2 separate regions of the Mus musculus genome follow, and region 2 is linked to region 1. The links are chromatin loops, found by intact Hi-C in ENCODE. Cell type or tissue: left cerebral cortex. All regions are shown on one strand. Region 1 holds the start of Gm40278 (a long non-coding RNA gene). Region 2 overlaps Slc5a1 (solute carrier family 5 (sodium/glucose cotransporter), member 1).

What was found. Hi-C counts contacts between places; a loop is a spot of excess contacts. Peaks named below come from ENCODE experiments on the same cell type or tissue, not always from the same donor. Only the 100,000 strongest peaks of a DNase experiment are listed, where the experiment ranks them.
Region 2: a loop joins it to region 1, with 6 times the contacts of the local background. A loop is called at or near these places in 38 of 42 quality-filtered maps.

What each region holds. Positions count from the first base shown.
Region 1 is chr5:33,038,540-33,041,039 of GRCm38, forward strand. It overlaps Gm29892 (a long non-coding RNA gene), which reads left to right. Exons shown (of 4, transcript XR_868337.1): 3 at 800-925; 4 at 1,127-1,486. Gm40278 (a long non-coding RNA gene) reads left to right here and starts at 1,904. Exons shown (of 3, transcript XR_868338.2): 1 at 1,904-2,092; 2 at 2,213-2,248. In left cerebral cortex, a CTCF peak has its summit at 1,046 (motif pointing right); a DNase peak (open chromatin) is centred at 1,058; H3K4me3 peaks cover 596 bases.
Region 2 is chr5:33,142,307-33,144,806 of GRCm38, forward strand. Slc5a1 (solute carrier family 5 (sodium/glucose cotransporter), member 1) reads left to right here. Exons shown (of 15, transcript NM_019810.4): 6 at 1,657-1,762. Among named protein-coding and RNA genes, the nearest start is that of Slc5a1, 39 kb to the left of the region's middle. In left cerebral cortex, CTCF peaks have their summits at 963 (motif pointing left) and 1,889 (motif pointing left); DNase peaks (open chromatin) are centred at 976 and 1,907.

The DNA of each region.
Region 1 (2,500 bases):
GAAATCACAGGAGAGAGGACAGGGGCACATCACTTCCTTGGGCAGGGCTAGGAAATACTGGGAACAGTTGGATATTCATTCAACAAGTATATACTCAGCACGCCAGGCTCTGTGGTGCATAGTCGATGCCCCTGTATGGAGTGTAGAATCTAAAAGAAGTAATAAGGTTGCAGGAGAAGAGTGGGACCAGCCAGAGCCAAGTCTGTGGTCTGTGCTGTGAGGGCAGCAAAGTGAGCTGTTGCTGAGACAATAGAGAACAACTGTAGAGCAGCTGGGGTAGGCTGACCCAGAAGGTGACAACTCATTTGCATATTACTATGAGCCTTGGAGAGAAAGTTCTAGTTGCTAGAAGACTGCCGGTACATACATTTAATCCCAGCACTCTGGAGGCAGAAGCAGAAGATGAGGTCAGCCTGGTCTACAGAGCCAGTTTCAGGGCAGTTCAGGGGCCACACAGAGAAACCCTGTCTTGAAAAATCAAAAATCCAAAACCTCCAAACCAAACAACAAAAGAAAAAGAAAAACCAGTGGGCTGGAGAGATGACTCAGCGGTTAAGAGCACTGCCTGCTCTTCCAGAGGTCCTGAGTTCAATTCCCAGTAACCACATGGTGGCTCAAAACCACATGGTGGCTCACAACCATTTGTAATGGGATCCTACGCCCTCTTCTGGTGTGTCTAAAGATAGCGAATAGGTACTCACATAAAATAAATATTAAAAAAAAAAAAAAAAAGGAAAAAGAAAAACCAGAGAGCAACTGTACGAGGGAAACCCTATCTATCATGTGGTTTCCGTTCTAGTAAACCCAGACAATTACAGAGAGTGGTGAATCTCAAAAAAGTAAAAACAAGGTTGTGTGACCAGAACGTATGCCTACGGATGAGAGCTTCTTCCGGACGAGATACTGAAGACCCTAGCACACGCAGGTACTGATTCGACTTGCAGCACCACAAAGAAAATATGATTTAGAGAATTAAAAATGACGTCTGTGGCTTGTTTTAAAATTCTGTCATGTTCGCGTCAGGGCTGGTGGAGTGTAAAGGTCTGAGCACCAGGGGGCAGTAGCGGTCAGGAAAAAGAAGGCCCGTTAAAGAAAAAAAAACGATCTCTTCTGGGCTTTACTTTAGGCGACCTTGTCAGAGCGCTGCTGTGATACACTCCCTGGATTCCGCAGCCCTCGGCTGACACAGGTGAAATTGAGAAAGAGGTAGGAAGGGTTCCAAGGAGGGGTGACAGCGTCGACCTGCTGGGCTTTCTCATCCTCTAACCACCTCTGGCTAACATCCTCCTGCCAGGGGAACAGTTCCACCCCCTGGGCTGAGCCGGTGCCAAACAACAGGTGGTAGTCAAGGTAAACAGGGCAATAAAGTTCATCAAGGTTAATTTATGGGAAATAAATGTGACTGTACCCCATTTTCATCCATTAACATTCTAAACACCTTGTTCAAAATGCCCAGGAGTATTTCTGGCTGCCAGGAAAGTTATCATTAGGGAAAAAGAGCCGGGTGGTGACTGGGGGAGGGGGGGGGGATGGCTGAATTCGCTTTTTATTTTATTTAATTTATTTTTTTATTTTTTAAAAACAGGTCTCTCTACATATCCCTGGCTGTCCTGGAGTTCACTATGTAGACCAGGTTGGCCTCTAAGTCAGAGATACCCCTGCTTCAGTCCCCAGAGTGCTGGGTTTAAAATCATGTGCCACCATACAGGGTCAGGGTTGAAGTCACTTTATTATTAGGCCTCCACTGAGAACCCTGCTTGCTCCTTTTGGTGACTTATGGTGCTATCCTCAAAATACATCTTCTCAGCCGGGCAGTGGTGGTGCACACCTTTAATCCCAGCACTTGGGAGGCAGAGGCAGGTGGATTTCTGAGTTCGAGGCCAGCCTGGCCTACAGAGTGGGTTCCAGGACAGCCAGGGCTACACAGGGAAACCCTGTCTCAAAAAACAAAACAAAACAACAACAATAAAAAAGATATATCTTCTCAAAGAGCTACGAGGAGACCCAGGAGAACTCAGCTAAGTCTGCATGGTCTCTAAGACTGAGGTCTTAGAGAGGCTCCAGGAGCATCAAAGCAGAGAGGCTATATATGGTAAACACTCAACTCTTCACTGTCGATGATCGCATCCTTCAAAGTGGGAAACTTTATTATTTATTTGTTTAATTAACTAAATTATTATTATTATTTATTATTATTATTTTATTTTTATAGTACTGGAGATTAAGCCCAGGGTTTTGTACATTCCAGGTAAGCACTGTACCCCATCCCATGAAAGTTTCTAAAATTATTTCTCTTTTTAGAGTCTAATTGACCTATATTTTTCTTTGGTTGTGTCTTAGTTACGTTTCTATTGCTGTGATAAAAGTGGCTTGGCCAAGGTGACTTAGAGAGGAAAGGGCTTGCTTGGCCTGTGGTTTGCTTGATCTGTTTGCTTGGTCTGTGGTTTGCTTGGCCTGTGGTTTGCTTGGCCTGTGGTTTGCTTGGCCTGTGGTTTGCTTG
Region 2 (2,500 bases), 100 kb after region 1:
CTTTGAGCTTTCCTTGGCAGCTTGTACTTTACGTATTAATTCCCAATCTCTTTCCAATGAGAGAAGTTTGTGCTGTTCAACATGTCTTGAGAATTTCATTGTCTGACTGCAATCCCCAAAGTATAGGCAGAAAGGAGCAAACACCAATACCTTTTTGAATATCAAAATAATGCGTGCTGTGTTAGTCTTGGTAAACTGTAAAATTCCCTAGAAAGGAAGAAAAACACCCCCAGGAAAACACTGACAATTGAGGCGGATAGTAGGGGCTAAAAACCAACACCTGAGCCTTCGAAATAAAACAGGTTTACTCAGCTGGGGTCAGCTATAGTCACTTAGTTATGGTATCCTTAGTAGGAATTTTGGGGTCCCCAGGATAGAATTCATGAGAGGAAGAGTTTGTACTCTCTCTCTCTCTCTTCCTTTCCTTCTCTCTCCTCCCTCCCTCCCTCCCTCTCTTCCTTTCTTTCTGTTTCGATTAAGCACAAAAGTTTCCTTTATCTGTGCTGGATACAAGCAGCATATCATAAAATTAAGTTTTCTATTAGGCAACACTTAAGCATCTGCACCTGCGAGCATGCACGAATAACATCAGTATGTGGATTTAGGCATTAAATTCTCAACTTTATGACACACTGAAACCATAGCAAAGGGCGGAAGGATGTGGGAGGGGACCTAAGCACTGCAGGGCTCTAAGCAACTGCAATAGAGTGAGGAAGAGGCTCATGAAAACTGTGTGTGTGTGTGTGTGTGTGTGTGTGTGTGTGTGTAAGAGTCCAACCCCTTTGTTGGTCCCTTCCCAAGGAGTCTGATTGGATTATTTTGCAGATTTCTAAAATTTATTAGATATTATGCAATAAAATAAAACCTCATACATTCCATGAAGAAGTCTAATTTCTCTCTGCCAAATCTGAAAAGATTTACCAAGTCGCCTCTTCCTGGTAGCACAACATTTTGGCACCCTCTGCTGTTTTAAATTAGAAACTGCACATCACCCAGCCATGTAGCTTAATTAGAGGTAGAGATTGGAAGAATTGTATAAAGAACACAGTGGATTCGACAGTATGAGGGAACAAGCCCCCCCTGAAAATTACTCCAGACAGTGTAAGCCGAATCACTAGAAGCTTGTGAGAGGCCCTTGGTGTTCCGGATGAAGTCTTTTTGGGCCAGGCAGGTAAAATTAAAATTCTGCTGAAGAAGCTGGTGAGTGGGGCTAGGTTTCCCACTTGCAGATCTGAAGCATTAAGACTTGTTTTTGTGGGCAGACCTGTGCACACGGATGCGAAAAAGCTAGGAGTCATGGCTAAGGGCAGCAGCTGACGGGTGGGATGCTGACAGACTCTTTCATAGTTAAATGTTTGTGGAGCATCTTGTCCCATGATCCTCAGTGAGGGACTCACAGTGTATGGTACTAAAGATTAAGGGACGTCGTGTGGCATGTGGCCACTTTCAATTTGCTTAATCTAGCATTTCATAGATTTTTTAAAAATTATGACCACAGAATCCTTCTTGTAATGTGCTAACTATTATTATGAATAAAGCTTAATATACTATTAATACTATTAATGTACTATTATGAATAAAGCTTGCTTGAAAACCCAGGAATACCCCTGTGTCCAGATAGCCTCTCTCACTTCTGCCTCTCTTCTCTCCTTGCAGGCAGACATCTTCTCCGGGGCTATATTCATCAATCTAGCCTTGGGCCTGGATATATACTTGGCCATTTTCATCCTGCTAGCAATCACTGCCCTTTATACAATCACAGGTGAGTCTATTCAAGAGAATCCAAAGCTTGAGCCTGTTCCAGCATTAGTCACATGTTAGGATGGAGGCGGTAGGATTTGAGAATGGCTGTTACTTGGTCTCCACTGCAAGCCATGTGGATGAATGTCCTGTGAGAGCCCCCTGCTGGCTATGCAAGTCGGGGCAACATTTCATAGTCACTCAGGAAGAGCTTGACTCTGAAGGTTGTGTGACTAAGCCGGGACAGTTAGAGGCATTGCCAAGTGAAAAAATAGGTGGACAATGTGCCGGGCAGTGGTGGCACATGCCTTTAATACCAGCACTTGGGAGGCGGAAGCAGGTGGATTTCTGAGTTTGAGGCCAGCCTGCTCTACAAAGTGAGTTCTAGGACAGCCAGGGCTACACAGAGAAACCCTGTCTTGACCCCCCCCCCCAAAAAAAAAAGTGGACAACATAGCAGATACGGGCGTGGCGTGACTCAGAAGCAAGGTGAGCTGGCAGATACTGGAAGAAGGTGGTTACTGGGAAGTTGTGGGGGAGAGAGGGGACACAAAGGGTGATGATATAACAGACCCTTGGAAGCCCCAAATATAATGTGACTAGATTGGGAGCCATTTTGAAGTGGGAGAAAGCTATGCAAAGAGGTTTTGGAGTAAGATTTGAGGATAGCACAGACATTGGTGTCCTTTGTAGGAACGGAGGGGAAGACTCAACAGTAGGACTTGGTGCTTCATGGGGGCCCTGCATGGACGGACAAGAA